3 separate regions of the Mus musculus genome follow, and regions 1 and 2 are each linked to region 3. A link is a loop called in an ENCODE intact Hi-C map of the cell type or tissue named here. Cell type or tissue: left cerebral cortex. All regions are shown on one strand. Region 1 has its middle 150 kb from the start of Iqub. Region 2 has its middle 160 kb from the start of Iqub. Region 3 holds the start of Iqub (IQ motif and ubiquitin domain containing).

What was found. A loop is a pair of places that touch in the nucleus more often than their neighbours do. Peaks named below come from ENCODE experiments on the same cell type or tissue, not always from the same donor. Only the 100,000 strongest peaks of a DNase experiment are listed, where the experiment ranks them.
Region 1: a loop joins it to region 3, with 6 times the contacts of the local background. A loop is called at or near these places in 2 of 42 quality-filtered maps.
Region 2: a loop joins it to region 3, with 2.4 times the contacts of the local background. A loop is called at or near these places in 2 of 42 quality-filtered maps.

Annotation. Positions count from the first base shown.
Region 1 is chr6:24,357,580-24,365,579 of GRCm38, reverse strand. No RefSeq gene overlaps it. Among named protein-coding and RNA genes, the nearest start is that of Iqub, 150 kb to the left of the region's middle. In left cerebral cortex, no CTCF peak of the experiment used is centred here; no DNase peak of the experiment used is centred here.
Region 2 is chr6:24,347,882-24,355,881 of GRCm38, reverse strand. No RefSeq gene overlaps it. Among named protein-coding and RNA genes, the nearest start is that of Iqub, 160 kb to the left of the region's middle. In left cerebral cortex, a CTCF peak has its summit at 4,787 (motif pointing right); DNase peaks (open chromatin) are centred at 4,807, 5,340, 7,533, 7,912 and 2 more places.
Region 3 is chr6:24,513,296-24,521,295 of GRCm38, reverse strand. Iqub (IQ motif and ubiquitin domain containing) reads left to right here and starts at 6,229. Exons shown (of 13, transcript NM_172535.3): 1 at 6,229-6,316. It overlaps Ndufa5 (NADH:ubiquinone oxidoreductase subunit A5), which reads left to right. Exons shown (of 5, transcript NM_026614.3): 4 at 2,039-2,104; 5 at 2,472-2,634. The coding sequence ends at 2,573. In left cerebral cortex, CTCF peaks have their summits at 4,864 (motif pointing right) and 6,223; DNase peaks (open chromatin) are centred at 401, 4,886 and 6,197; H3K4me3 peaks cover 337 bases; H3K27ac peaks cover 1,487 bases.

The DNA.
Region 1 (8,000 bases), 160 kb after region 3:
ATGTAAATGAAGAAAATACCTAATTTTAAAAAATTATCATCACTCACTCAGTGTTGACTTCTCAGTACATAGATACCTCTTCTGAATTTCTTAGAGTGGATAGGGAGGCCCCGAATAATCAGGATGTTCATGAAGATTTTAATATTCCTGAGGCTCCTCCCCAAGTTAGTATAAAGATTATCCATTATTGGAGAGAAGAGGTTTCCCTGTGGAACTTCGTGCAAGTCTGAGAGTTCCAGAAATGCACTATTTTGGGCCTTATCACCCATGTTGGGTTGGGTTTTGGGTGATGCAGCCTTCGTAGCATCTGCTATGCTCCTATAGGTGACTCCAATAAACTCCTGGGCCACCAAGCCATATCTAAGTGAAATACTTTCTTCAGTTTGTTTGTTTATTTATGTATTTATTGGTAATGTTAATGTCCTTTATTTAGTGAATAGATACTGTTCATACATGTCTCCCTGAGAAGAGCCACACAGTATCTCATTTTAATTTTACTGTACCTTAAAGACCTCATTCCCAAATAAGTTTACATTCATAGCTACCAGGGTGTGTCTTCAAGTTTTAAGTCAACTTCATATAAGCTAGAATCATCTGGGAAGAGGGAACTCTGTTGAAATAATGTCACGAGCAGAGTGCCCTGTGGGCAAGTCTGTGGAGCATTTTTGACTGATGACAAATATGGGAGGGTACAGCTACCACACTGTGGGCTATTCTATTGGTAGGAGGGTGGTCCTAAGTTTTCTATGAAAGCAGGCTGAACAAATCATGCTGGTAAGCAGTTCCCCTCCATGGCCTCTGCATTAGCTCCTGCCTCTAGGTTCCTACCCTGCAAAATTTCATGTCCTGACTTCCTTCAGTGATGGATTGTACCAAGAAGCAAAATAAACATCTCTCTTCCAAGTTGCTTTTGCTTATGGTGTTTCATCATAGCATTAGAAGCCTAAGACATGGGTGTAGGATATGAACAAGTCTTGAGTGACATATTTATGTTATACTCATACCTAATATGACTAGAAGAAAAGACTTAAACCAGGCCAGAATTAATGGTTGAATGGGAAATCAATTAATTCCTATTTTGGCATCAATTTCATTACCAATAATCTTAACAGAACACTGAAACATTTAATTTTTCTAGAATATTGACTTGAAATGGTTCAACTGCAGATTTCCTGCATCATGTTGTTATTTCGTATTATTGATGTTTATTGAATGTAGTAGGACTTAAAAGCTGGTGTTCTAGAGGTATTAATAGACATTAAGAGAATAAGTCAGGATGTACATATGGGCAGAGGAAGGATTCTGGACTCAGGATGGTCCCTAAGGCAAGCAGAGAAATTAGAAAAGAGGCTGAAGTTCAGCACTGAGAGTATTGGGTGGCTTCACTCTTGGGCAGGGTCAGCCACAATGTGCCATTTTCTACATATTAAGACCATCTTTTAGAAACACAAAAATTTGGAGGCAGGGGACTCCAACTCCATCTAGTTAAATGTTATAACAATAAAATAAAAATTAGGCTATACCCTTCAAACAATCCACTAAAAAAGGAACATAGTAATGGCCAATGAGGACCCTCCAGAACAGCATGGTCAGACTCAACAGAGTAATTTGAGGGACTATCATTTGCCTGATGAAGGGAAACATGAGTGATAGCTTTCTTTTACTATATATGGGCTCATTCTCCTGTAAATGAGAAATTAAAAATAGCTTGCTAGATGTTTGATGAAGAGATTGTCTCTCATGTATTATGGGAGGATCGAGATACATAAAAAAATTTTTTCAAATGAAATAGGATGAATCTCTAGAACTAATGACAAATTAGGTGTGTCAATTACTCTGGGAGACCTGGAAAATGTTATACAGTATTTCACATAGTTGTTTGTTTATTTGTTTGTTTTTTATGTATGGCTTTTCTTTTCAAATAAAGTTCACAACTTTCAAATGGCAAAGACCACTACAGAAAGAATAAGAATATGTAATTTATAAGAGTTTATGATGTGATCCCTGTTAAAGTCTACTTTTTTTTTTTTATTATTAGGTTTTTCGAGACAGGGTTTCTCTGTATAGCCCTGCCTGTCCTGGAACTCACTCTGTAGACCAGGCTGGCCTTGAACTCAGAAATCCACCTGCCTCTGCCTTCCAAGTGCTGTGATTAAAGGTATGTGCCACCTCACCACTGCCCAGCTAACTTCTACTTTTTTAACTTTGATAACTTTCTGATTTCTTGGAGTTAAGTGGACACTATGGAGTTTATTTCACAAAAGGTTCCACATAGACTCTTTTTTTTTCTACCTGAAATTTCAATTCTTTCTGGGCTTTCCCTTTTAGCCCCAATTTCCATGAGCTTCTTAGACTTCATTCCTTAAATCCCTTCTCATTTACATTCCACACGTAAAGTAAATGACCTCCCTTCTGACTGTTCTCTTCCTTTATGCTCCATTTGCTTCCTTTGAAACCCTCATCAACATACGTACCTAGGTTATTTTTAATCTCTGTTCCAAAGGTTTCCTGTCTCTTTTGTTTCTTTTCAAGTTCCAAGTTGCTATCATGGTACCCAGGAAATATTTTGCAGAACAAAATTTCACAGATAAACACTTTCTAATATGCACTAAATTTATAGAATCACATCTTTGAGGCACCTTTGCTGATAATCAACTTTTTAATTACATTGGCAATTGTTTGTGTTAATGAAATTAGTGACTGTACCAATAATTAGAGCTTAGTTTTCATTTCAAAAGAAGTAGAGTTTTCTAGAGTGCTGTTAAAAAAAAAAAAGAAAGAAAGAACAAAGAAAAGAGAGAAAGAAATCCAGGTACTAGCAATCAGAAATGAAAACTCTAAACTTAAACTAAATTTGGGGAAAATTTCTTTCATAATTTAAAAAAGTTAAACAAGCTATTGCCTGAAACTATATTCTAGTTCCACAGCACTTAAGATCCCAGTGTGTTGTGTGGGTCCCTTCTAGCTCATGGTTTCAAGGTAAATGCATGTTGACCTCCAGAATAGTCCATTCACAAAAACATGAGGACATAGAATCCATGCTGCTTCACTGACAAGTTTCCATGGCGGAGTCATTCTACATTCCTGTTTTTTGAAAGAGAGAGCTATACCTACTAACAGCCCATGCTTTTAAATACTGACTTTCAAGATTTTCATGCCTCTGTAAGCAGTCAGACAAGCCAGGTGACTCTTATCTTTGTTCTTACCAGAGTTCTGTCTTCAGCACTTCTGGAGTGCCATCCATGAATGATTTGAATGTTCATTCAAGGAAATTCTTGGATGGGCATTCCTAATCTTTGAGTGTAGCCACTGATACAATGGCAGCTCACTTTTAGCCATCGCTAAAGTTTGCTTTCCACTGACTATTTTCATTTCATATGAAATATATTGTAAATGCATCGGAAAGGCGTCTGTTGAAGCCTGATTACCCAAGATGCATTTGGCAGGAAGGTTGTTTTCCAGTTCTCTGAATTAAGGAAATGTTCTGATTTTTCAGTGAAATGAAGCCTAAACTAATTGTGTAATTTGCTTAGATTATAGGTCTACCTGTGGATTTCTGAATTTGAGAAAGTGTTTTTGAAGCAAGAAGTATTACAATGATTTTTTTTCTCTCGATTTGATTGTCTACAGACAGCATAAAGAATTACATTCAAAAATTTAAAATAATATTCTTTCACTGACAAGAGCATTTGCAACATAAGCATTAAATATGCAGATAAACAAAACCCCAGCATGGAAAACAAATGCTCTAGTCAAACTATAAGTTACATCCCTTTAGTGAAATAGCACATCTATTTGAATTATCTTTCTTTTTTTATTATTTTTCTGAATTATCTTTCTTAAGCTTTATTTATTTTTACATCTTATTTATTTACTATTTATTTATTTATTTATTTATTTATTTATTTATTTTTGGTTTTTTGAGACAGGGTTTCTCTGCATAGCCCTGGCTGTTATTTTTTTTTGACAAGAGCATTGACACATACTCAACAATGTATAATCTGATTCCAGGGTTTTATTGTTGTTGCTAAAAGTTGTACCTCATCCTCATCAGATGGAAGACTCAGCCAAAACATTTGGAGAAAATTTGCCTTCAAACCACTGAACACACTTTTTGAATGTTTGATGAGATTATTAAAACCTACTATCTTAACAAAGTTCCACCAAATAGGTCATTAGCAACTAGAGTCACTGTAAGAGACAATGGATCTCTAGAAATAACTCCTCCTGCCTGAAATTTGTGTACTTTGACCAGTGTCCATTCCATCCTTGTACTCCTGGCCTCTAGTGACTGTTGTTTTACTCTGTTTCTATTACTTGAATTATTTCTTTAGAATTAATGCCTAGTGTTACAAACTTTCAAGTATATTAAACACATTTGAACTTATATGTGGACACTTAATCATTGTGCGTAAATCAGATTTAATTGTTCCTAGTACAGAAACAAGTACATTCAACAATGCCACGGTTGTTTTTGTCCACTTAACACAAACCTAGACATATCTGTGAAGAATCTCAGAACTATTGCTATCAGATTGGCCTGAAGGCGAATCTCGGGGTGGTGATGTCATTTCCTTAATTAATGATTAGTATGGGAGGGTCAAGCTCACTGTGACTGATACCATCCATGGGCTGGTGCCCCTGGAATGTATAAGAATGCAAACTGAGCAAGCCAAGGGAGCAACCTAGTAAGCAGTGTTCCTCTAGGGCTTCTGCTTCCAGGTTGCTACTCTGACTTCCGTTTGTGATGGGCTGTGATCAGAACGTATTAGTCAAATAAACCCTTTTCTCCTCAGAGTAGCTTTTGGCCAGTATTTTATCATAGCTATAGAAAGCTAAGACACATAATGAAGCCAAATAAACTGGAAAAATTAAAAAGAGAAATCACTCCAAAAAATATTTTTTACCCATGGCGGAAACCCTAAATTAGGTCATTGCATAATTGCAGATGTGGTCAAGTGCCATGATGGCAAAGCCTTTTAGCCTCATTCTCTAACCAATGCCTCTTCTCAGAGCAGAACCTGTAACAATACAAAACAATCACTTGTTGAATATTAGTTGAGTGAATCATTCAAAATAATATGAGACAGCTACAATTTGAAAGCAGTTTGGCAATTAACTCTAAATAGCAAAAATTCTTCTTCTTCTTCTTCTTCTTCTTCTTCTTCTTCTTCTTCTTCTTCTTCTTCTTCTTCTTCTTCTTCTTCTTCTTTTTTTTTTTTTGGTAAAAAATTTGCCTTTAGTTTCCAAGTAGAGAAATCAAATGGAATGGCTGCTCTCACAGTTTTCTTTCTTCTATGCTGCAATTTTTATTATGTTTATTTATATATTTTTTTGTGAGCTAAATTAATCCTTGGCTGTTCAGAAAACTCAAATTCTACAAAGTTCCAACTTTATCTTCTGCCTGTCCTAGCTCCTGGTCTTCATTACTCATTCCCTGTAAACAAACAAACAAACAATGTATATAAAATGAAAGAAAGAAGTCATCCCTCAAGTTCGTGAACCATAATGATATGCTTCCTGTTACTTCAACTGTGAAATTATATTGAATTGTGCATTTAGATTAAGTTACAAGGTCTTGTGTTCTCATTCATAATAGATTTAATTATTGCCCCAGTTCTCCCTTGCCCTGAATTAACACCACATATTCACACCTCAGGAAAGGGGTATGGCATTCCTAAACCCTGACTTTGGGCTTGGTCAATTCACTTGTTTGCTAGTGGGATGTCGACAGTGGATGACATGCGTGAGAACACACGACATGTTTGTACACTTCAGTGGTCTCTGTTGAAGACTGGCCTCCTGCCAATTCTTGGCATCCACAGGAAGATAAATGTCCCTGTAGATGTTCTCTATTGGAGAACCCACTAGGGGACCCGAAAGCAGACGGATAGATCTGTACATATCAGGACTTAGTCTAGATCACCAAAATGTCATCCAAGCTGGACACAAAGAAGAAACCAGTGTGTGCTAAGGGTTTTCTACTCAAGCTTTGTGTTGTTGACAGAACAGTCACAGTCACGTCTTCCTCTTTGCAGAATCAGTCAATCTGCAATATGGGTTTCCACTCTTAATGGCAAAAACTGCTTGCAAGCTGGGCGTGGTGGTGCACGCCTTTAATCCCAGCACTCTGGAGGCAGAGGCAGGGGGATTTCTGAGTTCGAGGCCAGCCTGGTCTACAGAGTGAGTTCCAGGACAGCCAGAGCTATACAGAGAAACCATGTCTCAAAAAACCAAAAAAAAAAAAAAAAAAAAAAAACCAAAATACCAAACAAACAAACAAAAAGCCTGCTTGCATCAAAATGATTAAACCCTAACCCTGCCTTAAGTCCTTTATCACTTTTTTATTTGAATTCAGATTGTCTAGTAGTAATTTTAAATTAATCTATATAATTTCTGATGGGTGTCTGTCATGGTGTGTCTTATTCTTACTTCTGGTGGCCCTGGACCCATTTGAAGGATGGACTCCTACAATGGAAGCAGAATGTTTGGAAATAAAAGTTTGAGAGATCAGAAAGGTTTAGGTTTGGATTACATCTCTGACATTTATCCACAGGCATGGTGACAGGTTTAGTACTTGCTAAGTATGTACATGTTGAGTTTTCTCTTCATTTTGGGACATGGCCACTTTTCTACTCTATGGTCCTTATTCATTCACTTGACCCTTCAGAAGAATACTTGAGATTCTCAGCAAAATTCTTTCAGTATGGCTGGACCATAATCTTAATATTTTCCAACACCATTTCACATCTAGAGTTGTTCTTTAGACTTCAACCCTGTAGTAGATAGCCTGGGTAAGCTTTTCAAAGTCTTATCTTGGCTATATGCAGTCAAACCCTTTAATCTGTGTCTGATTTCTGCATCTTCGTAGCCTGTTCTCCATTGTGTGACAGCTTTGGTCTACATTCCACCCTGCCAGGAGTCTGTAATTTTACCCTTAGCATCCTAACTCCTGCTCTCCTACACGGAAAACACTTCCAGAAGTCAGAGCAGAGAGTCATCCCCAAGCAGAGATTCTGGGCCATTATAAGACTTGCTTTGTGTATATTTCTTTTCCCCTAGAGACTGAGAGTCCTGTCCTATCTGCTGTTTAACACCTCATGCACAATTTCTCTCATGTCCAGATTACAGCATGAGTTGTGTTTGTACTTGAGCCAGTGGCTCCTTCACATGCCAATACAGCAGTCCTAGCTACTTGTACTTTAGTTGGTACAGTCATTTCTGGCTGTACCTTTTCTTTGATTGCATAATTTTATTTCATTATTTTTCCTTTGGTTATATAAATGCCTACACTCTTTTTTTTTTTTGAACTAATGGTCCCTTAAAATACATTTGATTTGGTCTGCAGAGATGGCTCAGTGGTTAAGAGCACTGACTGCTCTTCCAGAGGTCCTGAGTTCAATTCCCAGCAACCACATGGTGGCTCACAAGCATTTGTAATGAGATCTAATGTTCTCTCCTGGTGTGTCTGAAGACAGCTACAGTGTTCTTATATACATAAAGTAAATAAATAAATAGTTCTTTAAAAAATAGATTTGACTCCTTTTTTAATGTGTTTTTCTCTAACAGAGTAACTAAAGAGTATCCGAGATACTTGTACCTAGAAAAATCTTTCTCTTATAAATCTTTTAAATTTCTCCATCTTGAGTTCCGTTTTAAGTCTAGAAGAATCAAAAATAGTTTACGGAAATTCACACGTAATAAAGTAATTCAGCAATTTGGCCATAAAGTGAGAGCTCTTCTGTAAATGGAAACTTCTGGAGCCTCCTGTGTGACTTTGATTTTGTTACTCAATGTTCTTCTCTCTTCAAATGCAACTTGCTTCTTTCTGGCTTCTTTCTTTCGATTGCTTTCTTTCTGCTTCTTTCTTGTGAGTCAGCACCACTGGTCTGCTAAGAAGAAAGAAGGGAGGGAGGGAGGGAGGGAGGGAGGGAGACGGAGGGAGGGAGGGAGACGGAGGGAGGGAGGGAGGGAGGGAGGGAGGGAGGGAGGGAGGGAGG
Region 2 (8,000 bases), 170 kb after region 3:
ATTTTTTTTTATACCCAGAAAAATTATTTACTGTTATATTTCTATGTCATAAACAACTCATTGAAGGATATCTCTAAAAGTATAATTTTGAGGTAAAAGTGTTTCATGAAAGATGTTGATAATGAAAGTACATAATAAATTGCTTATGACAGGCACATTGAAGTTTTCTTTCTAACCTTCTGCCCCTGACTGTGTGCACACAACAAATTTCCTGAATAATACTTAGTCTGGATGCAATTCTGGAAAGTAGAGGTCCTATTCCACTTGGTAACTATAGTTACAGTTTTCTCTTCTTACTCATGGGATGTAAAATAATACATCATCATCTCAGAAATCATTTTTGAAAGCTTTAGTGAGATAACCACTCATTTTTCTAGACAATATTTCTATTGTTCATTGCTGGTCATAATCCCCTCGTCTTAACGACACAAGTGATATGTAGCTACACAGCAGACATGAAGCATGAATGCTAATGTCTTACAACTTGGGGAAAATAAATACATTAATTAAAAATATTCTCTTGGAAGATGTTTTTCTTCACTTCATTAAAATAAGATGACTAAATTATTTAATTAATGATTATTTGAAAAGCCACTTGCAGATAATGATTATATTAAATTTTAATTGAATAACCTATACAAACTTGGCAAAATAATAAGTATTGAACTGATTCCCAAAATACTCATCAAAATTGAAGCAGTTCTCTCAATGCAGAGAACAACTGTAACAAATAGAAGAGATGAGCATTTAATCCAGTGACTTGGCATGCTGGCTACTTTTATGACAACTTCATACAACCTAGACCAATTTTTGGAAGAAGAAATTTCAATTGAGAAAATGCTGCCACCAGATTGTTTTGTGGGAAGGGCTGTGGTACATTTTCTTGATTGGTGATTGATGTGGGAGGGACCCGCTCACTGTGGGCAATGCTACCCCTGGGCTTTCGGTCAAAGCTACCTCTGGGCTTGTGGTCTTAATGTCATGAGCAAGTAGGCTTAGGAAGCCATGGAGAAAAAAACAATAAACAGCACTCCCCCCTGTGACTTCTGCATCAGTTCCTGCCTCCAGGTTCCTGCCTTGAGTTCCTTCCTTCACTTCCTTTGATGATGGACCATGATGGGGAAGGTGAAATAAATGCCTTGAAAAGTTGTTTTTGATTACAGTGTTGTTGTTTTTTCCTGTAGTAATAGAAACTCAAAGATATTTGGATAGATAAATTGCATCCTCCCTGCTTAGCTCTCTTTTGTGGGAAGGGAGCCTTTTAGTGGTTTAGAAAGAAAGATTAATAGAACCTCTGGTTCCCTAGTTCTTACTTGTGAGAAAGCTTTATGAGACGATTTAAAATTTTAATTATATACAGGCAGGCTGTATCTTCACTAACTAAGAAACACATTTATAAATATGTCTCACAGTATGCTTTGTCAGTCTTTGCTATTTTGGCCTAGGTGTGCTATTTTCTTTGCAGTAAATACAAGATGTTATTATGACAAGTAGAGCTCTTCTCCAACTTGTCCTGTGCTCATCTGGAGTCTGTGATATGACCTTTATCCGGGATCCAGTTTGTGTGGTCGCATTTGGTGCTTGCATTTCTTATAGACAGGATAAATTGAAAGTTTTGTGGATGGGTTGTTGTCTCTATCACTCCACTGGGGTTCCTGCCTGGCAACAGGAGGTGGCCTATTCAGGTTCCATATCCCCAATGTAGTGAGTCACAGCTAAGGTCACCCCAATTGATTCTTGGGCACCTCTCCTATCCCAAGTCTCTGTCTCATCCTGGAAGTGCCCCCTACCTCCTCACCCCCATCAGTTGCAGATTTCCATTCATTTTCATGACCATCTGGCCATCTCTCCTGTCCTCCCCTACATCTGATCCTGAATCCCACTTTCCCCTCCCTATCCCTCTCTCTCCCAGTTTCCTCTCTCCATCTGCCTCTTATGATTATTTTATTCTCCCTTCTATGTGAGATTCAAGCTTCCTCTCTCAGGCCTTCCTACTTGTTTAGCTTCTTTGGGTTTGTGGAGTGTAACATGGTACCTGTAGTTTATGGCTGATATTCACTTATACATACCATGCATGCTTTTGGGTCTGGGTTACCCACTCAGGATGATATTCTCAAGTTCCATCCATTTGCCTGCAAAATACCTGATGTCTTTGTTTTTGTTTTTGTTTTTTTAATAGCTGAATAGTATTCCACTGTGTGGTTGGACCACATTTTATTTATCTATTTTTAGTTGAAGGACATCTAGGTTATTTCCAGTTTCTGACTATATCACTCCTGGGCATTTACCCAAAAGATGCTCCAACATTCGACAAAGACATTTACTGTGTTTATAGCAGCTTTATTCGTAATACCCAGAAACTGGAAACAACCTAGATGTGATGTTTGCATAAACTCAACCCAGGGAGTGGCACTGCTAGAAGGTGTGGCACTGTTGGGGCGGGGTGGCTTTGTTGGAGTAGGTGTGTCACTGTAGGTGTGGGCTTAAGACCCTCATCCTCGCTGCCTGGAAGTCAGTCTTCCACTAGAAGCCTTTAGATGAAGATGTAGAACTCTGAGCTCTGCTTGCACCATGCCTGCCTGGATGCTGCCATGCTCCCGCCTTGATGATAATGGACTGAACCTCTGAACCTGTAAGCCAGCCCCAGTTAAATGTTGTCTTTATAAGAGATGCTTTAGTCATGGTGTCTGTTCACAGCAATAAAGCCCTAACTATGACACTAGATTTCTGTCAATTGGAGAATGAATAAAGAAAATATGATACAATGAATAATGAAATTTGTGTACAGTGGAATACTATTCAGCTATTAAAAGCTAAGACACCATGAATTTCACACTTGTATACCTCTTATAAGTATAAATTTTAATTAATTCTGTGCTTTCATGCAATTTTTGTGTGTGTCTTCAATGTAGAAAACACACAAAATACATGAATTTAGCAGTATTTTGGGGGGAAATATTTTAGATAATTTAAAATATTTTTGAAATTCCTTTTGCTATTTAGAAAACATTTCTTGCCACCCTCTGCAAGTGATAAACATTCTAAGTAAATTTATTTGATTTTATTTCCCCAAACCTAATGTCTTACAAAGTAGAGCAGACTTTGATGAAACTGTAAGATAAGCCAGATCCCTGATTTTCAGCTGTGAAGACTCAAATTCCTTGTCTCAGTTCTGTGGCTGTGATAAATTACCTAGGCAAAAGCAGATGAAGGGAGAATCTGTTTTGGTGCACACATTTAGGGATAGTCCACTATGATGGGGAAGCCCTGGTAGCAAGAGCTTGAAGCAACTGGTCACTTTGAATCTACAGTCTGGAAGCAGGAAACATTGCTGCTGCTCACCTTAACTTTCATTTGTTTGTGCAATATTGAGCCCCCATCAAAGGTGTGGTTTTTGTCTTCCCACCTAAATTAATCCAGCAAGATAAACTCTCTTTTGCATGCCCAGAGGCTAATCTAGTGTAAGCAATCCAGACATGTCTGCAGGCTTACACTCCTAACTGGTGATAGAGTCTGCTTTTAAACAGTGGAGACTTTAAGATACATATATCTAAGTATTGTGTGTTGTTGGCACACATGCAGGGCACACTGCTTGTGGAGGTAAAGGATGATAGAAGGGAGAGAGTTGATTCTCTCCTTCTGTTATGTGGGTCCCAGGATTAAACTCATGTTGTCACACTTGGCTGAGTCTTTACCTGCTCAGTCATTTCTCTATCCCTTATAACTAATGTTAGTTTTCATGTTTTTTTTTTAGCTTTTAAAATTAAATTTAATTCTTTTTACTTATTCACTTTACATTACAGTCTTTTTTATAAAATATTTTACAACTCTTTACTATTTTTACAACTTTATTAGCAAGTTTAAAAAGATAAAACGACAGAAATACTTTTACAAGTAAATAAATATTTTAAACATAAGCGATAAAAGGAAAGTGGCTTATATTAAGTGTCTGTGCCGGTAAGTCAATGATGACGTCTTGAAAATAAAACATGTAAGCCATATAGGTTGACCATCGTTCATCTGAAATCTGAAGTACTCTAGAGTCTGAAGTGTGCTCGGTGCTGATGAGACAGAACGGGGACATCTGAAGCATGACCTTATATGATGGGTCACAGTCATAGAGCCTGTGCACAGAGAATGTGGCACGCAGGTTATCTTCAGGCTATACGCACAGGTGTCCGTGAGACACAACTGTAAGGACGATCTCTAAGATCTGAGTAACACTTCTTCATGTTCATTAAATCCCAGTAATTAGTTGGTGAGCAAACTGACTTAATTAGCTACAATTTATAGGCTGGTGTTTTGCCATGTTATGGATCTAAAGGTGAGAAATTTCATGAAGTACCACGAGTCAATCATGTCCCTCAGTGGTACACAATCTTTAAAGTCAATCGGCGCTCTCCAAGAAAGGGCTTGTATTGGACACGTGAAAATGGGAGAAGATTTCGATATGAGTCCTGCATGTTAGATTAAGGAAAATTTAGGGTCTTTCCAATTATCATCAAAGATGAAATAAGAAAATGATGAATTGTCATTCCTTCTAGAGCCTGGAACATATAAAATACTAATTGAGTAGGTTAGAAATTCCAGTCATCTGGAATTAAGGATTGTATTATAATGAAAACTGCTTGGAATTCTCCTTTCTAGAATAATATCTTGTTTACAATAAGATAATTCCCTTGTGTGCTTGCTGTGACCTGGGACAGGTTAGTGCATATAGAGAGATTTTATACAATACAGTCCCAGCTGTTGCGACGGTGTAGCCTTCTGCAGTTTTTCAGAACAGCCTCTAGAGGTCAGGATTGAGGCACTGTGCATAGCTTAGCCTCCCCTCTCACTACCTAGCCAGTTATAATGGGATCAGCGCTGAGACTTAGTTCTCCATATGGTGACATTCATACGCTGTAAGGATTGTTCCCCCCATAAGATTTAATTATAACAATCTAATATGCAATAATAATTCGCTGCTATTAGACATTTAAAATATATATGATTTATATATGTAGTCCGCATTGATTCCTTCTAAAATGAAGAAATCGAGGCTCTAACGCCGTTTAAGCATTTACTTAGACTTTGATATATACAAGCATTTATAAAATAACATTCTGGAAGATTTAAAGTACTTCAGCTATAAAATAATACAAGTATTTCAAGTTTTCTGAAAGCTCCTAAAATTCAGGGTAGCAATCATTCTCTTAATTCAAAAGCATTTGAAAACTCTCCAAATAATATTGAAATCACTTGGAACAAGACAGACTAATTTGCCATTATTACCGCATTTCAGAGAGTTATCAGCTCCATTTCAGAGGATGAAGGCAGCCAAAGACCTTCCCACACTTTCTCCCGAGCATGTCCAGGGACTGTGGTGGCTCTCACCACCGGGGAACCCAGAAGGCTCATCCCCAAAGCTCCACACACATTTCTGGAGCCGAATGACTTCCTGTTTGTGGTTATTTTCTTCTTTATTCCTCTTTTATTTATTTATTTTCAACAATGCTTTCAGATATGGATGAAAGGTGATCAAAATGTCTTTTAACATCGATGTGAGTTTCAAATACAATACTCTCTTTAGTGACACATCTTGAGCTGCTTCCAAACAGTGTTATTAAGAAAGACTCTCCCCTTCTCTTCTACCTCTGCATGTGTGCCCTTTCTCTTTCTCCCTTCTCTACCCCACACCCCCTTTCCCCATGCTCACTTCCCTAACCTTGGTCCTTGGGGCCAGTAAACTCTTTCTGGCCTGAGAGCAGCTTCCCAATACAATAAACCTGCTAATAATAATAATAATATTAATAATAATATCCCCTTATAATTCCGACTATGCCCAGACATTTCCTATTCTTGCGAGTCCCTTCCTCCATTCTTTTTTTTTTTTTTTCTCGATTCTGTTCTTTACAGAAGAACCCATTCCTTAGGAATGAGCTCCACTATCATCCTCTCCACAAAGTTCCCAAAGCAGTCCTTGTTGGATTCTCCCATGGGTCCTTTGTCTATTACGTTGACATTCACTCAGTTCTCCTGTGTTCCTAAAATTTACAATTACAACCACTGAGGAAGAAGAGGATATTCAAAACATTTCCAAACTTAAAGGCCACAGCTACCAATCAATCGGATGAAGCAGCTTCGACAGACAATTCTGTCCTAAAGAGGCAAGAAAGAGTAGCTTGCACCTAGCCAGGGGTTCTTACAAGAAGGTCTCCCATGCTGCTGACAATGCATTGTTAACATATGGAGATGCTAAGGTGGCGCGTAGTTAACCAGTAAGGAAATTACTCCTTAACTCCTACTGACTTCAATACATTTGACACCAATTTGACTCAGACATTAGTTTACCCTAGTACAAACACACATACAAAAAAAGGGTTGTACTTTAAAGTTTTACGGTTACCCATCACAGAACGTGTGCACTGAGTCGTCCCAGCAAACAACTTGCCCTCTGCTTGTTCTCCCATGCTCTACTTTATTTTTGATGAATGGAGTGGGCTAATTAAATCTTATTTGTAGAAGGAAAGGGTAAGAAACGAACCCATTTCCCAAATAAAATTACAATCTTTAGTGCCGTTTAAATGATAACCTATATTTCGTTTATTCTAAAGGTATCAAAAGGCACTTTGGAAGACTGTTATCAACTCCATTTGCACACGCACAGAAGCCATTTTTCACCAAATATTTACCTGGTATGGAGAAGATTCTTTGAGTAAGATATTAAAACGAAGAAATGCTTGTTCAAATTTTGCCACAAGATAGCGATTCTCCAGAAGCCTTTTTTAAACAAACAACAAACAAAACAAAACAAAAACAAATAACTTAAAAATAAATCTCTAAGGGTAAAGAAAGGGTCCTTGTTAGCTTGTTTCTCAGCTCTTTCTTGTGGGAGATTTTATTTTTTTAGTCTTGTCAATTGGGATGGCTTAGTGCATTTCCACATTTTTTCCAGCTGTTGGAATTTGTTGCTCAACAGCGTAGACAGTGTTGTGATGTCTTTCCCTCTACCCCTAACAGCTAGATGCATGACCCGCAAACAGCAGGGAAACTCAATATATTGACTTCTTAGAAAGACTGGGGACAATGCTGACAATTTGACGACAACAGCAGCTAATTTAAGGTCAATTATGCTTACTTAAGTCCATTATTTAAATGTGGTTAAAGTGCTTCGAAGGGATGGAATCATGAGTATGAACGGAAGGAGCGTCATGCCTTTGTAAACATTATTGTAGGAAGGAAGGCGGGCCTATAGAAAGCCCTGGACAGACAGTTGCATAGTTCTAGATTACTCCTAGGAGACAGAGTGATAGAAGCTGCTGGATTAATTTGCATTTGGGCAGAGGAGTCCTTCCCTGAGGACTGCTAACCTGGCTTAGCATGTACTGCAACTATAAATGCTTCAGGGCGGAAGGGTGCTTTTACATCAGACAGCTGTGTCTCCAGACAGCTGTGTCTCCCCGCTGATTAATGCTAGCGAGCTCCCGGAAGTAGCGGAAGTAGCGCGGGCAGCCAACTGACTCAAATGAGGTCGGGGCTCAACAGGAACCAGTGCTCTCAACAGCACTTTTCCATCTCATTTCCATTTGCTAGCTGTAAACACCGCCTCCCCAGCCTAGAGTTCTTTGACCTCCTCCGGCCTGACTCTAGAATTGTGAATCAAAGCTAAGACCTTTAACCTCAAGTTGTTCTCATTTTGTTTTTCCGACCAAGGCAGACCCTGAAGCCTCTGACAAAGCCTTTTCTCCTGAGAAATGTTAAGCAATTGGCTTAGCTAACCATTAAAATATCATGTGGCTTCAAATTCCTTAATTTTTTAAAAGATGACTGGCCATAGGTTTTCGGAGTTATGTGTAAAGGGGTTACAGATTAAGCGCGTTCTGTCTCCCCAGGAGGAATCTGGCTTTGTGCCCCAGATATAATCCCTGTTTGTGCTGTGGAAGCTGACATCTCTTCATTTTACAGAATCCTTGTTATTGCAGACACAGGGGTTGTGGGAGGTGCTCTCTGCCTTACTG
Region 3 (8,000 bases):
GCATCTGGTGGGGAGACAGTGAGAGAAGTGACATGCTGCACAGGACTCTGTCCAACTGTGACTGAGTTTCATCCTCAGTTATTTCAGACTTTGAAGAATTAATAAAGTGTTCACCCAGGCACAAGTGATAACTGAAAATGAATTATTATTAGGTCACCAAAAGGTCAGTCAGTAAATCCTCTTCCTGAGAGTTAAATAGCAGTGTGAGCTTTAACTTACCTGAGTCTTAGCTTGCCAAGTGTGGAAGGAACTTATGAGGTTAATGTTAGCTTGATTTGCTTAAAGAAGATGAGCTGATGTCTTGTTCCCTCACAGAATATGAATGTCCCTGCTGTTCATCTGTGAGTCCGCCCACTACCTTGGATTCTTGCTCAGCTTTCCGGCTCAGTGACCCTTATTCATTTATCTTGTGTGTTCCCTTTTCTCCCCCTTGCCTTTTATCGCTGTTTCTGTAGTCTGTGATGTGTACGTTGGCTCCCACTTCTCTCAGAATTCCCTTTCGCTTACCATTGTAAGTCTTTGGATTTGTTCATAGTCAGTGTCACAGGTCTCTGCATCGCCTCTTCACATAGGAACTTAAGATCTTTGCTGTCACTTCAGCTGCTTTTAAATTATTTATTTGTAGTGCCTCATTGCCAGGGCTGGACTGTGTTCTCAGGCTGTAAATTTTGTCTTTTTCCTGTTGAAGAAAGATCTTGTGATTTTCCCATGTTTCTTTCCGAGTTTCTGAAACCCAGCTTTAACTGATAGAGTTGGAGGGTAGAGTCGTGGTGGGAACTACGGTCTCACAGGTTAATTGTGACTTGGTCTGTAGGTCTGCTAAGGTCTAGCTTGTGTTTATGGTCTTAATCTACCATCATCTTGTTAGGCCTTACACTTCAGCAGTTTGAAGCTGATACAGTTCTGTGGATTCCATGGAGCTTAATTTTTGTAGTTACTTTATTTTCATCTTTGAATGTCCGTTACCTTGTTTGACTTGTTTGAATGTGCACGCTCCAAAAACCTGAGGGTGTAGTTCAGCACCTGAACATTACCTCATGGGTTCTGCTTTCCCATACCATCAGAAGTAAAGGTTGTTATTGTTAACACTCTTTTCATTTTTGGAACAAAAACACCCTGATAATGACTGTCTTATTTACATATATATGTATAAATGACAGTGTCTGGATTTCAAAAAATTCGGCTTATTAGAAAAAAATTTCCTTAGGTACCATGTTAACAATTTTCTTGAAGTATAGAATAGTGTACATTTAAAATATGCAGAAGTCACAAGTGTAGGGTTTGATGGATTTTCAGAATCAACACATTCTAATTAATACCAGGCAAAAAAGTGACATTTCCACATCACCAAAATACTTTTTCCAAAGTTACTAACTTCCGAATGATAACTACTGTTTTATTTTTTATTTTTCTATTTCTAAACTTTTTAGGAATGGAATAGTTTTCATATACCCATTCATGTCTATATTTTCCTACTTAATAGTATATTTGAAGTAACTATATGAGTTATACCATATAGTTATATGCCCCTTATCATTGCTATGTAGTAGTCTATTATATCTCAGTACCATAATTAACAGATCAGTTCTATTGGTGGTAATTTAGGTTATTTCTAGTTTGGGGTTGTAATTTGTGGCTGCTATAATGTTGTTTGTTTATTTATTCACTATTTGGTATATACTCAGAAGAGGGTTTTTTTTCATATGATAGCATTTATTGTTAATTCTTTTACATGAAGTATAGAAAATAATTACAAAAATAAAATATTTGAAAATCTATTTTAGAAAGACTAAGTTGTGCATCATTTGTCTTACCTTTGTTAAGAATACTTTAATAATTTTTAATATTAAGACAAAAGTAACGAAATAGCAGAGAAGTGAAATGAATTTCTATCAAATTTTGATAAAACATAAAACCATAGTGAGAGAAAATTTACTTGTAAGGGCTTTTATAAATGGCTTTTTAACATACAGGATATTAAAATATTCATATGTGCTTCTGTGTTTAGCCTTTTTTTCTTTTCTTCTTGAAATTATAGGAGCCAGATGTTAAAAAATTAGAAGCCTTGCTTCAGGGTGGTGAAGTGGAAGAGGTGATTCTTCAGGTAAAGAGCATTGGACATTTAATGCTTGGGCGTCTAGTACTGGGTTTGACTTGCAGCCTGTGGCTAAGGGAGACCTTGGGTGAAATTTGAAAGCCACAGATGTGGATGAGGACAAGCTTTTAAGTGTCTAAGAGCTTATGAACACTAATTCCTACAGATTTCAATCTCAGAACTCAGAGGTGACCTTTCTTAGTAGTGACTGTGAAATTTGTGTAATATTCAGTATTTGATGGTGTACTATATCATGACTTTAGAATCCTGACTATGAAGGTCTGTGTTCTAGCAGTTAACTTCTTGCCATTATTCTGAAAATACCTCTGGAATAATTAATCAGATGAGCTTATTTTTCAATTTTCTTTATTAACAGGCTGAAAAAGAACTAAGTCTGGCAAGGAAAATGTTGAAGTGGAAGCCATGGGAGCCATTGGTGGAAGAGCCGCCTGCTAACCAGTGGAAGTGGCCAATATGACCTCAGTGTCAGATGGTGGATGGGAATTAAATGTGCAATTAAATGCTCTGTGATGCTAAAATGTGTCCATGTTATTGACTTCTTACTTAAAGGAAGTAGTGTGTATTGTATTTTGGAGATGCTTAGGGAACAACATTGGTTAAGACAACGCCGTCTTCTGAGTCCTTTAGCACTGGCACCCTGGCTTGCTCTTCTTCATTTCCAATGTCACACAGTGAGCATGCTGTGCCTCTGTCATTCTTCATTGAATTTCTCCTGTTAGTGTTGGGCATCTTTGACAGACGTAGTTCAGCAGACAAGAAACTGACTTTCAACATTGGTGTCTCCTGTCCTTGCTTTGCACATCTGGACTTAAGGCTGAATATTCCAGGTCCCGGACAGTCTTCCTGTTGGAATGAAAATGACGTTTACCTTGGATAACCATAGATATATTCAGCTTGGGGCGATTGTGAATGGGTGTGTAATGGTTTCATAAAGATGACGGGTATACACTGGGACTTTCCTGAACAAACAGTACATAATACCCTACTAGAGTGATAGGCTGCACTTACTGGAGGCTACATCCGTTGTGTGTGACTTCCAGCAAGAGGCAGTTTCCATTGTGCCCCTAGTCTCACCCTCGACTTCCAGATTTGCAGAACAGAAGAAGGCTTGTCCTGATTTTTCTCCCTTTCCTAAAGAAGAGTGCTGCTAAGTCTGGGTGTTTCTTTAAAAGGATGCAAATTTACATTCGTGGGGCAAGGCTCATGTAAAGTCTACTGATAGCTTCTTAGAGGTATACAAGTTATGCCCTTGTATACGCATGCGCTGGACATTAGTGAATATGCCAAACATCACACATTTTTGTTTACATTAAAGTTTTCCATAAAAACCTGGATAGTGAGATCCTAAATTATACATTCAGATTGAAGTTAGTTGATGGAGACTACGGAAAAGTCTCTTTAAAGGTAGTCAACTAAAACTAGTTAGTGGAACATAGTCCATCCTTGAATCAGAAGTGTGCGTGTGTTTAATGGTGCTTGAAATTGAACCTAGGCCTTCACACAAGTGAGGCAAGCACACTGTGTGTGTGTGTGTGTGTGTGTGTGTGCGCGCGCGCAAAACCATAGGACAACTTGAAGTGTGTTATTTCCAAGTGTGTGTGTGTGCGCGCGTGCGCGCGCGCACGCAAAACCATAGGACAACTTGAAGTGTGTTATTTCCCAAGCAGCATTCATATCTTCTTTTAATTTACTTTTTTTTTTAAGACAGAATTATCTCATTGTCTTAGGAAGGTTCTGCATTGGAACTACAAATATATGCCACAACTCTGCTTTGTTTTGTAAACATAGCTTCTAGAAGGCAAATTTAGGTTCTTGCAAATCAAGCATTCTACAGACTGCCTCTCTCCAGGTTCCTGGTGTGAATTCCTTGGTTTTTCATAGCGCGTGTGCAAGAAGAGCTGAGAAAGCTAAGAGCTCTACCCGGGACACAGACTGAGCTGCTACTCCAGAATATTCTGTGTACATGGCTGTGTGGAATGGGAACATAGCAAACCACATGAGTAAAGACAGAGTGTGTTTTGAATGTGCCATAGAACTCATAATTGTGTTCCCTACACTGTTAGTTAATTTTCAAAGCAGTCTTCAAATGTTGCATATCTAAGTATAACAATGCTATATTAATTTCTGTATATGATTGTAAATTGCAAGATATGCTTCAGGTACCATGATTCATATTCATTCTCTCTCTCTCTCTCTCTCTCTCTCTCTGACCTTGTAGCTTTCTTAGAGATAAACATATACTACTTGTTACAGAATATCACATTTTACTCTTTGGATTCCTTTCTCCAGAGTAAAACAGGCCTTCAGATCTCTGCAAGAGAAAGTTTTCCATAGCTCATTTGTAAGTAAACCCAACCTAAGTTGCTACAAGGCTGTTTGTGGTCTCTACCCACTTTAGTATGAACAAGTGCTTTTGTCACAGCTGTCCATGTATTTGATTGAGGACTGAAGATGCATCAGTACAAACTATCTACATTATCTTTCAAAATTCAGTGACATCTTGAACATCTGGTGGACCTCAAAAATTTCAAGAGGATGGGGCTTCACAAGTTCACAAATGATGCAAATTAAGTCAGGGATAAGTTCAAAACAATTTTTAGGTCTTTGGTATTATAAATATCCATTATAATAGTTTTCCTACTTACCTGTTTAGGTCTTTAGTATTATAAATAATTATTCTAATAGTTTTTCTACTTACCTGTTTTTTATAGAGATACATTTCCATGTGGAGTTACTTTGAAATGCTTGATTTCATAAAGCCACTAGGTGGCGACTTTGTAAAAGTGGAAGCACATTAAAAGGAACAGCCTATGACTAAGTGCAAGATGACATTTTGAACAAGACCTAAGCAAGGGCATAGATTTAGGATAAAAAGTAAAATTGGATAAAAAAAAAGCATGGATTTGTTTTTATTTTCTGATTAATACTATTTTTCTATTGCTGTTTTCATTCAGGGGACATCGACATTTTTATAGCCAAGCACGTTTATGTATTTGTGAGATAGAAAGTGTGTGTGTGTGTGTGTGTGTGCCTTTGATGTGTTAGTAACCTATCCAAGTAACCTATGTAGATAGACCATCTAAGAAAAGTACATTCTATAAAGCTAAGTTTGTAGTACATTATCAGTAAGTTATTAAGACAGGTGGTGGGTATCAAGCTACATTTAGCAGTGGAAAGAATATGAATTTTTCTGCTGCCTCTATTCCTAACCCTGGTGTTTGCATACTGCCCCTAACAGGAGAATAATGAATGATAAGCCTTTGAAAGTGATGGGGTGGGAAAGTGATGTCAGCAAATTGATGAGAGTGGATTTGTAGCAACAAGGTATAAAGAAGGCAACGGCTTTTATAATGAGGGGAATGGACTTTATAACACGTTTTTTAATTTCATTAAGCTCTTTAAATATCAAAGGATGTTAAACATAGCACATAGTAAGGGTTTTAAAAAATCTGGGCTCTCGATTCAGATTGGATTTTAATACTGGCTCTCATTTAATCTTTGTGTGTTTCATTTTTTTTTTTAAATAGTATGGCAGTGCTAATAGCAATCCTTCAATAGAATCATTGCATTGGCTATTCGAAATACAGATACGGTGCTATGCTTAATGATATTACTAAACCTTTGCTGTTATTGTGAGATAACCACATGAAATTTGTGCAGGGAACATATTTGATCCTTTCTCTAAAACTGATTTTAAGACTAAAGAACGTGGTGATAGAAAAAGCTTTGCTTCTCCTGACTTATAAAAGCAGAGTAGTTATTAATTCTTCCTGTTCTTTCTGGCTGCCAGGAAGCTAAAGGAAAGATCTTAACTGGACAAAAGAACTTAGGTAGCACACAGTTGTGTTCCTTTATAATCCCTGTCTCTCAGTGTTCACATTTGCATTTTTAAAAGAAGGTAACCCGTGAGCTTAGACTGTTTACAGGACTGCCTTTTCAGAAGTGTGAGAGAACTCCCGGAGAAAGGTTAACTTGGAATAATCTTTAGGTCTCAGTTCCTGGCGCCAAACAATCTCTACTTCTGGCTCCTCTGCTTTTGCTCTTGCTGGCTGTTTCCTTTCCCACTGCGCGGGGGCGGTGCCCTGGCAGAGGAAGCTGGCAGTTGCTAGGATACGCCAGCAACAGAACATCTAAGCAGAAAGGAGCTGCTTCCGAGGACTGGTGAAGCCTCTTGGTCTGTGATAGCTATTTCTTGAACAGGTAAGAGGACACGTTTGGCAGCCCTTTCCTAGATGGCTGCTGGTTCTAACTGGGGGTGAGCCTGGCATGCTAGGCCTTGCAGGGGTGCCGATCTCTCTTGGATACAGGGCTCTCTGGTCAGAGGACAGTGCTCCTTAACTTTACTTAAAAACAGAAAACTTACAAAGCATCACACCGCTTTTGACCCTTCTCTAGTTACCCCCCTCCCCACTGATATGGTATCTTGAATCAACAAGATCACTCTGGGAGGTTTACACCACCCCGCCTCCTGGGTGCTAAGGAGAGGAGAGTGCCCGCATCTGGTACTGGTCTATGGACACCATTTCCAGTCTGCAGGGAATTCAGCCTTTAGACTTTCCTTACCAGGAATGCTGCTTTCCTCCAGTCATTGTCTTACCTACTAACAAAAACTTCAGTAGGCCTATAAAATAAAAGACAAGACAGAATCTCTGTCTTACCAGTATTCTACATGTAGCAGGCTTTAATGGGAAGAAATGAAGTGGCAGACTTTTTATATACAATCTTAATAGCCACTGAGTTTTATTTTAAAAGTAAAATAAAGACTGAAACATATTTGAATGGATAATATATAAAAATGAAGGAAATTCAGCATCCTTGGAGATGCATGCCCTTAGCACTGGGGAGATGAGGCAGGAGGATGGCAAGTTTAAGGCCAGTCTGGGATGCATAATGAGATGCTGTGCCAAGAGGTCCATACCTCCATCCAATAGCGTGACACTCTGTCTTTGTTATTGTTCTATTGCTTTGAGGAGACACCATGACCAAGCCAACTCCTAGAAAAGAAAGCACTTAATTGGAGGCTTGCTTACACTTAGTAAGTTAGTCCCTTCTCATCATGGTGGGTGAGCATACAGGCCTGGTACTAGAGCAATAGCTGAGAGTACTACATCCTGGTCCCCAGGGAGAAAGAGGGTGGTGGGCAGAGAGGCATGAGCTTTTGACACCTCAAAGCCCACCCCCAGTGACATACCCTCTGACAAGGTCATACCTCCAAATCCTTCTAATCCTATCAAAGCGTTCCACTCCCTGGTGACTAAGGATTCAACTATATGAGCCTATAGGGGCCATTCTTCCTCAAACCACCGCATACTTTAACAATGAAACACTGAATTGTAAACATCTTAAAACCATTTCAGACCTTCCCTCCACACAAATATCAAAGGGCTGGAATACAGTGTCAAATTTTAAGAAAAGAATTTTATTTATGGACTTTAATGGAGATCTTTGTGTCTTTTCACCTAATTATAGAAACTTCTTTCATAGTGTGTTTAAATTTGTAAATAAGACGATGTACATTTGTTGCAGCCCTATTTTCTACTTGTATAAAAATTGAAGACAGGGGGCTGGAGAGATGGCTTAGTGGTTAAGAGCACTGACTCTTCTTCCTGAGGTCCTGAGTTCAATTCCCAGCAACCACATGGGTGGCTCACAACCATCTGTAATAAGATCCGATGCCCTCCTCTGCTGTGTCTGAAAACAGCTACCGTGTACTCATATACATAAAATAAATAAAATCTTAAAAAAAAGAAGACAGTTTAAATGTTCATCAGTAGAGCAACAATAGAATATACTGTGGCTTACTTGTCTCTGTAATGAAGTTACTGTACAATTATTGAGACAAATGAGGTAGACATAGTACTTTAAAATGTTAAATACAGAATGA